Regions from separate parts of the Homo sapiens genome. Here region 1 is linked to region 2. A link is an interaction called in ENCODE POLR2A ChIA-PET data of the cell type or tissue named here. Cell type or tissue: Panc1. All regions are shown on one strand. Each heading gives the region's core, and the rest is flanking DNA. Links, peaks and the distances in the headings are about the cores only. Region 1 has its middle 85 kb from the start of MIR4422. Region 2 has its middle 230 kb from the start of LINC01753.

Evidence for each region. ChIA-PET counts read pairs that join two places held together with the same protein. Peaks named below come from ENCODE experiments on the same cell type or tissue, not always from the same donor. Only the 100,000 strongest peaks of a DNase experiment are listed, where the experiment ranks them.
Region 1: POLR2A ChIA-PET joins it to region 2 with 8 read pairs; 2 of 35 experiments call an interaction of 5 or more read pairs at or near these places.

The regions. Positions count from the first base shown.
Region 1 is chr1:55,308,405-55,313,785 of GRCh38, forward strand. No RefSeq gene overlaps it. Among named protein-coding and RNA genes, the nearest start is that of MIR4422, 85 kb to the left of the region's middle. In Panc1, for the core only: no CTCF peak of the experiment used is centred there; a DNase peak (open chromatin) is centred at 2,417; H3K27ac peaks cover 273 bases.
Region 2 is chr1:55,710,685-55,715,998 of GRCh38, forward strand. No RefSeq gene overlaps it. Among named protein-coding and RNA genes, the nearest start is that of LINC01753, 230 kb to the right of the region's middle. In Panc1, for the core only: no CTCF peak of the experiment used is centred there; no DNase peak of the experiment used is centred there.

The DNA of each region.
Region 1 (5,381 bases), core at 382-5,381, 400 kb before region 2:
GGAGAGACAGACTCCTGGGAGCTGTTGAGAGGGAGTAAGAGTGGACACTAACATCAGAGAGGTCCAACCCTGGGCTGGGCAGCTCTGAGGGGTAAGTGTGTCATTCCTGCTGAAGACCCTTCAGTGGAAGGGTCTTCCACTCTCTTAACTATTAGAATGAAGGTCAAACTCTTTACCATGGCCTGCGAGAGCCCACATGCTCTGGCCTCCTGCCCCCTGACACCTCCCCTTTAGCCTCATCTTATGCTACTGGGCCTTTCTTCTTTAGCTCCCTGTTCACACTTACCTGCTTCAGTGCCCTTGCACATGCTGCTCCCTTTAGAATGAGACCAAGGAGATACATTCCTTAATGGGATTACATGAACTAATAATACCAATGATAACAGTGACAGCACGTACATTTAGAGCACTTCCCACACTCCAGGGATTTTAAGCACTTCATATGTTTACTCATGTAGCGTGCACAAAAGCCCTATGAAGTTGGTGTTGTGCTTGTTCTCATTTTATAGATGGGAATCCAGCAGACTGGGTTGCTCAGGAAGCCAACTCTGAGACGGACATGGGCATGCAGTCTGTTTAAGAGGGAGTGCTCTTGGGACCAACACCGGTGGGAAGAGGGAAGAGGCAGGAGGGGCCCAGGGAAATTTTGAGCTGTAATATGGTCTCAGCCAAGACCTCAGCTGGCCCCATGGGTTGCTCTGGAACTTGGATGGTCCTTCAGTTGATCCAAGTGGGGTAAGGGGATTAGACTTTGCACTCCTATGTTGATCAGACATCTGATGTGAACATGAACTTGAGTGAGTCAGTTTTCTTGACCCAAGCGGACTTCCCAGAAAGGGCTGACAGCTGTGGGCTGTCTTGCCACAGCACTTCCAGCCACTGAGGGCAATAAGTTCTTCATTCTGGAAGGGGTACCCCATGACACATCACAGCAGCCAACACAGGAACCCAGGCATAGACAGGCCAAGTAACTGCCCTAAAGTCCTGCAGCTTTAAGTGGGGAGGCGGGTATCAGGATTGGAACTCAGGTTATATTGCCTCCTAGGGAATTTTTGCATGCATTTAGAATAGTGTCTGACAATAAGTGCTCAATAAAGGTTAGCTGCTCTTGTTATTGTTGTTATTATTTTATAAGTGGGAAAACTAGACAGTGGTGAAGTTAAATCATGTTCCTAAGGTCACACAGCTACTAAGGACTAGAGTTGGAGTTTTAACCCCATTTCATTAGTTAGAAAATTAATACAAGTCCCATTAGAGCAAGGACTTCTTTATCAATAGGGGCTAGAATGCCTAGCACATTGTAGGTGTGCCGTAAAAATTTGTGAAGTTAATTATGTGCTTATTTAATTAAAATATTTATGGAGCTTTGAGTCTGACTCCCCAGGCCTTTGTTCCCTCCACCAGCAGATCTGAGTGTTTTCTGGCTGACATTGGAGACTATCTGGTCTAAACACTCTCATTTTATGGATGAGCAAACCGAGGCTCAGAAGAGACTCACCCAAGGTTCCAGAGCCTCTCAGTGGCTGGTCAGGACTCCTACCGAGGTCTCTGGACTTTGTGGTCTTGTGTTCTTTCGACTGTATCAACGTGTACTGCAGCTGCCTGGAGATCAAATGCGAAGGCTGACTCCGAAGGTCCTGGCTGGATCCTGAGTTTCCACATTTCCAGTGAGCTCCCAGCTGGTTCTGATGCGATGATGCTGGTCCATGGACCACCCTTTGAGAAGCAAGGGAGTCAGCGGTCACAAATATTTGAGAGCGGGAGATCCCCAAGAGCCAAAGCAGGTCGGTGCTGCGATATGGTGTTGAATGGCCGGGGCCTGTTCCTCTTCCTGCCACACGTAATCCAGGTGCTGTCAACAGGCAGCAGGAACACCTGGTTGTGGGGTCACAAATTCACTCAGGTGCCCGGCTGTTCCCTACTGAGCCTCTCCAGTAAATCAGTCATCTGTCAGAACTGGCTTAGACCGCCTGGTGTGCTGGAGCTGCAGCAGCTGGGCCTGGTGGGTTCCCAGGAGGGGCGCCTGCAACATGGGCTGCACAGGCGAGTTGCAACTCTGACTCTGCTCAGGTGGGCCAGAGGCAGGCCCCGTTTTGAGGCCAGGATCTGCTACTTACTCACCTGGAGGACTTGGGTGAGCCACCAACATCACCTCTCTGAGCCTCAGTCTCCTCACTTGTAAAATGGGATCATAGTACTTGCCTCCTCATAGGTAGTTGTGAGGCTTCAATGACGTAATGCATGTAAAGTTCTCAGCAGGCACTTAGTAAATGCTTGATGAATATTTGTTTTTCTTATGTTTATTTTTATGGGAGCTAGGTCTTCCAGAGAAATTCTTGGCAATAGGAAGGAAGGAGTGGAGGATTACTCAGCTTCCTATACATGGGGCTGGTAGGCATGAGTCAGGCCGGGGTCTGTGTGGGAGGGATTCCCACATCTTAACATCCACTTGTGTGTTCATGCAGAAATCTGAGCATCAGCCCGGCCTCTGCCCTTACCCTCACCCCCACATCCAGTCAATCAGCAGTTCCTTTCCTTTCTAACTTCTGAGTATCCTTTGGTATCCTCTGAGTATCTCTTATTTTCCGTGGCCTAAGTAAATGGGCCATGCTTGGTGATGTACTGGTATTTTCTTTAACTTTCCCAGGCCCCTGCAAGGCTTGTGAGAGAGAGGCCTTATTATGTTCACTTTACAGATGGAAATATCTAGGCTCAAAGTGGTCAAGCGGCTTCCCCTGTTAGTCAGTGACCGAATCTGATGAATCTCAGGTCTACTGGGTCATGGAGACTGTGCTTTAGATGCTACACATTAGTCCTAGATAAGCAATCTTTGCAACGTGTTTTGCTTTGCATTTTAATGCATTTATCACTTGGTCTTTCCTGTGCCAGATGCCGCTCTTTGCCCAGTCATTGAACCACTTTCCTAACCGCTCATCTCCACATTCCAAAGCCTCCAGCATCTCTGGCTGGGGGACAAGGTTTGGCTGTCTGCCCAGGGTCCCCTGAGTCAAGCACATCTTTGGATCAAAAGTGACACAGATTTGTCCTGAAGTCCTGAATTTCCTCGGAGAAATAATAGATGATGAGCCTTTCACCATAAATGACTGCTGAGCTCTTTGAAATCCTTTTCACACTTCCCCACTCCTCCCTTCACTGTCACTGGTCCAAGCCACCGTCATCTCTTGGATTTCTTTCTAAGCTTCTTGAATTGACTTTTTCACTTTTTCAATCTCTGCTTCATACCACAACTAGACTTTGTTTTATAAATGTAAATCAGATTCCTTTTTTTTTTTTTTTTTTTTTGAGATGGAGTCTTGCTCTGTCGCCCAGGCTGTTGTACAGGGGCATGATCTTGGCTCACTGCAACCTCTGCCTCCTGGGTTCAAGTGATTCTCCTGCCTCAGCCCCCGAGTAGCTGGGATTACAGTTGCGTGCCACCACACCCGGCTAGTTTTTGTATTTTTAGTAGAGAAGGGTTTTCACCATGTTGGCCAGGCTGGTCTCGAACTCCTGACCTCAGGTTATCTGCCCACTTCGGCCTCCCAAAATGCTGGGATTATAGGCGTGAGCCGCTGTGCCCAGCTGCAAATCAGATTCTTACACTCCTGCATAAAACCCTGCAAAGGATCTCTTTTATCCTTGGAATGAAGTCTGGAGTCCTCACCCTGACCTACAAGGGCCTTTACGATCTGGTTCCTACCTACCCCCACCTCTCCAGCCTTTTCACGTCCATTTGTCCTGTCATTGCAGGCACATTAACTCTCTGTTTCCTACCAGGCCTCTGCCTGGATGGCTGTTCATCCTGTAAGTCCCCTCAGGGAAGTCATCTCTGACTCCGCACAGCTGGGCTTTGAGCCTATGCTCTGTCCCTCCCAGAAGCCCCTGCCCCTCTTGTTATAACGGGCCTCATGCTATTGCAATTGGCACATTGAATAGGTTGGTCTTGGTGAGATATAAGCATGAAACAATTTTATTTTTTCTTGAATCATTACCTTCACATGTGCTCAATGGAATACACCTTTACGGCAGATCTGAGCATTTTCTGGCCAGTTAGTCCTTTAAAACTACAATCTCATTTCCAATTTGGGATTTATCTTTCTCCCTGGTCCAGGCAGGTCCTTTTGGCATCTGGATCTTTCCAGGGTCATGAAACCCATGGGTGGAATAGGGCATAAACATCTATTATGTGCTAAGTACTATATTTTAAACAAATGAGTGGATGAAGGGCATGGGACTTTGGAATTAATCCCAGTTTGGGGATTAGGATTAGTTATTTCTCAGGATCTTGGGCAAGTTATTTGCCTTCTCTCAGCCTCAATTTCTTTATCTCTAATGTGGGGTTAATAATCTCCACTTGGCAGTTTGGGCTAAAGAGTAAATGTAAAATAAAATGATAACTACAAACTTCTTAGCATAGCACTGACTGGTGCTCCATAGATGCCAATTCCTCTTCCTTATCTGTGACCATGGGGATGGTAATCCACTCCCCCCATAGGGCTGTGCTTACAACTTCGTGGGAAAACATGGAAATGAGGGCTTACTAATTGTCATTTTATTTTTTCAGGATTCCCGTTATGGTGTCTTCTAATGCCTCTAACTTTGCATTGTGCAAATCAAACTCTCTAAAAAATATAGGCCAAATGGATTGAAGTGGGAGAAACCCCCCTCCTCCTCTGTTGGGTCACACAGCTAGCCTGTGTGAGGAGGGGTCTTGCTCAAGTTAAGCTGGCTATCCCTGCCCTCCTCATACCCCCTCATTATACCCTGCTGGGAATGTGAACTCACTGAGCAAGCTGTCCCTGGCTAGCCACAGAGCCTGCACCTTGCTGGGTGCGCATCTGATGCCCCAGCAGCTTTTGAAAGTGCCTCATCTGGGGAGTGAGTACCTCTCCAGGTCTGGGAGCAGGGAATTAACTGTTCGAGGCTTTTAGGTCCATAAGCAGGTGGTACAGAGGTAGGTGGTTGGGACAGGTGCCAAAAACGATTGGAAGAATGTGGGGAAAGCATTTCGTTGAGGAAGCAGAAACGTGTGCACATGTGCACATGCGTGAGTGCATGTGTGCATGTGTGTTTGTGTAGGTGTAGGGTACTGGCGGTAGCTGCCACACCTCAGTTCCAATTTCCCTTCAATCAAATTCCACTCAGCACCCTCTCCCTAAGTCGCTGCTTTGTGCTGGGCTCTGTACTGGGCGATGGAGGCAGATACATGAGATAAGACTGCATCCCTGAACTCAGGGAGCTCAGAGTCTCACCAAGGACAGAGATACTCCCAGTTTAAATTTTGAATAATGTAATGTGTATTTTTCTAGGATATGAAAGAGAGGTGGGAGCAATTTTTCTCTTGCCTGAATTAGATGTCAAAGATGCCATAGGCTTTTAGA
Region 2 (5,314 bases), core at 1-5,000:
TTTCCTTGTCTAGATTTGGGGGTTGTTGATCAGGAAGGGACACTCTCCTCTATTCTTCCCACATTCCCACCTTGAACCACAGAGGGAAGAACTTACATTCTACTCCCCTCTCAGTGCTAAATGGAACACCTATAGACTTTCAGATCCTTACACACTTCTCTTTAAGAGAAAAGGAGTATCTAACGTGATATGTACCAGAATATCTAAAGTGATAGGTACCAATGAAAGTCAAACACTAACCCCTTCCTATTAGATGAACTCACTGCTTTGGACAACAATCCCAATCTTTTGTTCTGTGTTCCAGCTTTTCCTCTTGTAACTGGACAGCTGCTGGTCAGACTGGTACATTATGGGGAAAGTGTAGGTCATACCACTTTCAGATGGAAACCTAAGCCATGTTCTCTAACAGAGTTAACCCATAACTCTGTAATTTTGAGTTATAGGGACAATAGGTTACCAAAATGGCCACAAATTTTTGTGCCTGCTCTCATTCAGAGGTGGACTTCATTACTCTACCCCTGTAATCTGAACTGGCTTTGTGTCTTGCTTTGGCCAAACAGAGAAGCAGAAGTGATTATATGAGTCCTGAGCCTGGGCCTCAAGAGGTTTTACCTGCTCCCTTTGTTCTTTTGAAACTCTGACCTTCATGTGAACAGCCCAGGCTAACCTCCCGAAGGGAGACCACATGGAGAGAGGCCCAGTTATCTTAGCCACCCTAGCCAAGGCCATCCTAGAATGGGATGGTTTACACATGAGGTGGTGAATATGTATCAATAGGCTCAACCAAGATCAGCTGAGCTGAGCCCAAATCCACAGAACTTCCCCGCTGACCTAAAGATTTGTGAGCAATAACAGATAGTTAATTGCTTTCAGCCTCTACATTGTGGGGTGATTTGTTATGTAGCAAAAACTGCCTGATACACATTATAATGACACATCTCAAAGGTGGTGCTTGTTTCCCACTTGGCTGGTAATCTTCATGTGATGAGCCATTTTTGCTGCAGAAGGAAACAGGTATTGAGTACTTGGAACCACTGCAGGAATGACAGCTTCCTCATAAGGTTGCCAGCAATCCTAAGAGGGCTACCAGGTATGGCCACCCAAGTTATGAACAGCACTATTCTAGGAGGTTCTTGAACATCTGTAAAGTAATATATACTCTATGAGATAAATGGTGCCCCCTGGATTTGTGCAATATGAGTGGCCCTTAGGATTAAGCAACATAATATATGTAAAGTCTCTGGCATATAGTTGATGTGAAATAAACATTTTTATAATAATTTCTTGGTATAGAAATATTTTATTCTGTTGAACTTTATAATTAATACTTAATTATCAAATAAACTTCCATTTTCTCATCAGAGAAGTGTCTGGAGAGTGATAATAGTGGCGGTCGTGGATCACATGATCTATAAGGTTCTTTCTAGCATGGCTACTCTGTGATTCATGGGCGAACACAAATCTTCTCATAAAAAGAAGCCAAAACACATGGCCCAAGCAAGTTCCTTCGGTGAAGTTAGGGGCATGGCCCCAGAAGCACAGCACGGCAGGCCATCCATCAGGCGGCCACGTCAGCAGCCTGAGACGCAGCCCATAAAGCTGCCAAAACTGCCCTTAGCAATGCCCCAATCAAAGAGACACAAGAGCAAGGCCCCAGTGCCAGGACACCCCTGCTTGGCAGGAAAGAGACTGTGCTGTGTTCTGAACAGGAATCTAAACAGTTAATGGGCCACAGAAGCCACAAATCAATCCTTTGGTTTAAGATCAAAAGCAAGCAGCCTAGGGAACTGGAAAATTGATGCAACGCCTTTTTCCTGTCCCCTTCTCTGCCTCCCACCCAGCTTCTGAATGTTTACACCAGACCTAAAGCTCCCAGGGACAATTCTCAAGCAGAATTTTGCTTACTGCAAATGGGGCTTTGGAAAGGATACTGAGGCTAGGGGAAGCTCAGTTTCAGTCCTGGGTTTGCTACTCACCAGCAGTGTGACCTTGGACACTGATGTGTGAGCCTCACCCCAGAAACTCTTATTCAAGCAATCTGGGCTGGGGTCTGGTCGTTAGTATTTACCAATCCCTCAAGTGATTCTCTGTTATAACCAGGGTTGAGAACCACTCCACCATTCTAGGTTTTGGGTCCCTTGCCTGTAAAATGGGGACAGTAAGACTGACTTTGCAATGTTGCTGCGAGAACCAATACAGATGTATAATAGATGTATTGCCATCTGGCACAGCTACTTGTCTGGAAGGATCTTACGCCTTGAGCTAGATACACATAGGTCTCAGGAAGGCATCTATGTTCACACTCAATCAGCTACATTCAATATCAGAAATGTCTTGGCTTTGCAGGATAGGAGTCTGTGTGGGCAGAACCAAGTGGGGCCTGAGGAATGGAGTGGGATGCATTCATGATGTCCTGATCTCAGGAAATACGTCCCCCTAGTCACCAAGGAGCTGGGTCCATTTGTTCCCATGTTCCCTTTTTGAGTGGTAACCCAGTGGCACTTGAGAGTAGTTAATATTGTCCTACCAAAGAATGAAGAAACAATGTTGCCCCACTTATCCAGCCACTGTTGGGACCTGGTCAGTGTGGGAGGTGGGAGGAGGTCAACAGAACACACAGCTGCATCCTATTTCCCTTTATTCCATGATTTATTTGGGCACACCAGCCTGCATTCAGTCAACAAGCATTCCCATGGGGCTGACTCTGTGTTGGGTGCCCAGGATACAGAGTTTATTTAGACCTCATCCTTGCCTTCGAGCTGTTCACAGCACAAAGGAGGCAAATCCAGTTAGCAGTGTTAAGGGTCCCATGAGCAGTCTTCCTGTTAGTGGTAAGTTGCTCAGAGAAGGGTGATGTTGGTGCAGGTGAGGAAACTTGAGGAAAAGTCTGTTTTCCCCAAAGCACATTTCAAATGTGCTCATACACTTTTAGTGGACTCCTGTCCCCAGCTGCAGAATAAGAGGCAGATTCCTTAGCCAGGTATTCACAGTCGTCCTTGGCCTGACCCCTCCCCTTTGCAGCCTTATTTCCCTCTATATTCCTTCTTGTACTTTGGCTCGACCCACATGTAACTATTTGACATTGTTCTGACGCACTATGTTCTTCCACACGTCTGCCCTTGCACAAGCCTGAAATGCTTTTCTTTCTCCGTACTCTCAATCTCATTTTCTTGTCATGTTGAACTATATTGGCCATCCACTCAATTGTCCCTTTTATGTCTGTGCATAAATTATTTCCTTTGTTGGGAATAACCTTCCTCTTGTCTTTTGTCAGGAGAAATACCTTCTAATCTTTCAAAAACAGATTCAAATGTTACCTCTTCTGGTGAGCCTTCTGGTCTCCCCAATAATGGTGGCTTCCTCCTCTGGGCTCCATTTGCTCTTTCGAGTATCTCTACCTCAATTATGGCACCAGTGTAGGTGAGAAAATAAATGGAAATAAGCAGTGGGTCTTTGCTCTCTTGGGAAACCCAGGTATTAAAGTTTGTTTTCTACTCCTCTGTTTAGGGTTACCAGCAAGTGGCTAGTAACTTGAATGGATTTATCTTCATATTGATCTTACCTTTCCCTGGATTTGGCATCTAGCTGTTTCCTGGAATTAGATTTCATTTCCACGCAAAACAGAAAATCTCTTGCAATTATATTTTTGACTTTGCAATGTTTTATGCCAATTTTTGAGTTAAAAGGCTTGAAGACCGAGGGATCAAATGCACATGAGGTCAACCTGCAGAAGTTGGGGAGAAGAGCCAAGGGCGGTCCATGGTCAAGTTCTTGGACTCTGAAATTAGGTCAGAAAATTGGCTTTCAGTTTTATTATTCAGTCCCACTCCCAGGCCACAAGAAACTTAGATTTTTTTTCTCATTTATTTTTATAACTAACAATATCAAATTTTTGAGAACTCAATTAATTTTCTGTTAACCTTGCAATCTCAAAGTACAATGGAATGGAAAGAGCACTAGGTTCTAGTTGCCTAACATGACCATGAGTTCCTGTTTTATAGACTTGTATCTTGAACTATAAAATGAAGAAATTAGTCTCCAAGATCTCTTCTAGCTTGAATATCTTAATTCACTTATTTGCTGTGTGTGTCATCCTACAGCAGAATTTATCATACTATTCATTTTTTTTCTATTAAGCACCAGCCACGGGCCCTGTGTCTTCCTCTTGCCCTCTATCATCTGCCAGTTAGCATTACCCAGATTTGTTGACTTTTTACAAGACAATTCCAGGCAATTTGACATTCAAGGTCTTATGCAATTTGCTTCCACCTGACATTTTCCAAGTACTACTTCCCTCAATCACAGGTCCAGTATTTCCCAAAATGCCATATACATTCAAGCCTTTATGTTTTGGTAGATGCTATTTTCTCTGTCTCTAATGCCTTTTCTGATACCAGCATTTGGTGAATCCTATGCATGCTGTCCCTAGATACAAGACCATAAGGAGTCCTTATTTGGAATTTCAAGTGCATCAAGTTACTTGTTCTGCTTATCCCTTTCCTGCCTTGACCTGTTTTTGATATTCGGACTCTGCTCACCTTCCTAAAAAATTAGCCTTAGTGTGTGTTTCTGATACCACATTTTGGTAACTTTTTTGGGGGGGAATCCAGTTAAATCCAAGCCTAAAGTCTTTTTTTGGCTCTTCCCCTAATCTTAGAATCCGTACCTTAATCACTGTTCCCCCATCCATTTAACAGATCTCCCTCCAGCTGATTGAGAGATGTGGCTAAAAGACAACTCAGTCTGTCCCTGGCTCCCTTTTTCTACTGCTGGACATTTGGAGGTGCTTCTCTTCTGCTAGGACTTTCTCCTATTGCCACTGACTGACTCCAGCCCCAGCACTACCCCATCCTTTCCACTCTGGGAATGGACATGTGTCTGATGGACCCGAGTCTCACCCACATCCTGCTGAGGCCAGGAACCAGCTCACCTAGTCATGTGCAGTAATGAAGGCACTTCTGAGAGCTTTAGATTTTAGGAAGCTACATCTTATAGTCTTATACAAAGGACCAGAAACTTTAAATTTAAACTTTCTAGTGTGTTTTAAGCCATCACCTTTTTAAAGTTTTAAAGAACAGTATATCCTTGGTCAGAAACAGAACTTCTTGTTAGAATATATTTTTTTAAAAAAATGAGCCTTGTGGTCAGATGGATATTACTCCAAATACTGATGCCACACATTTGTTTCTGTATTACCTTGGATAAGTTACCTTATCTCTCTGAGCACCAGTATCCTCATCTGGGACACTGAGGAATCAATGATGGCCCAGTGACAGAGGTAACGTCACCATCATTTGACTGAGGATTTAATCTA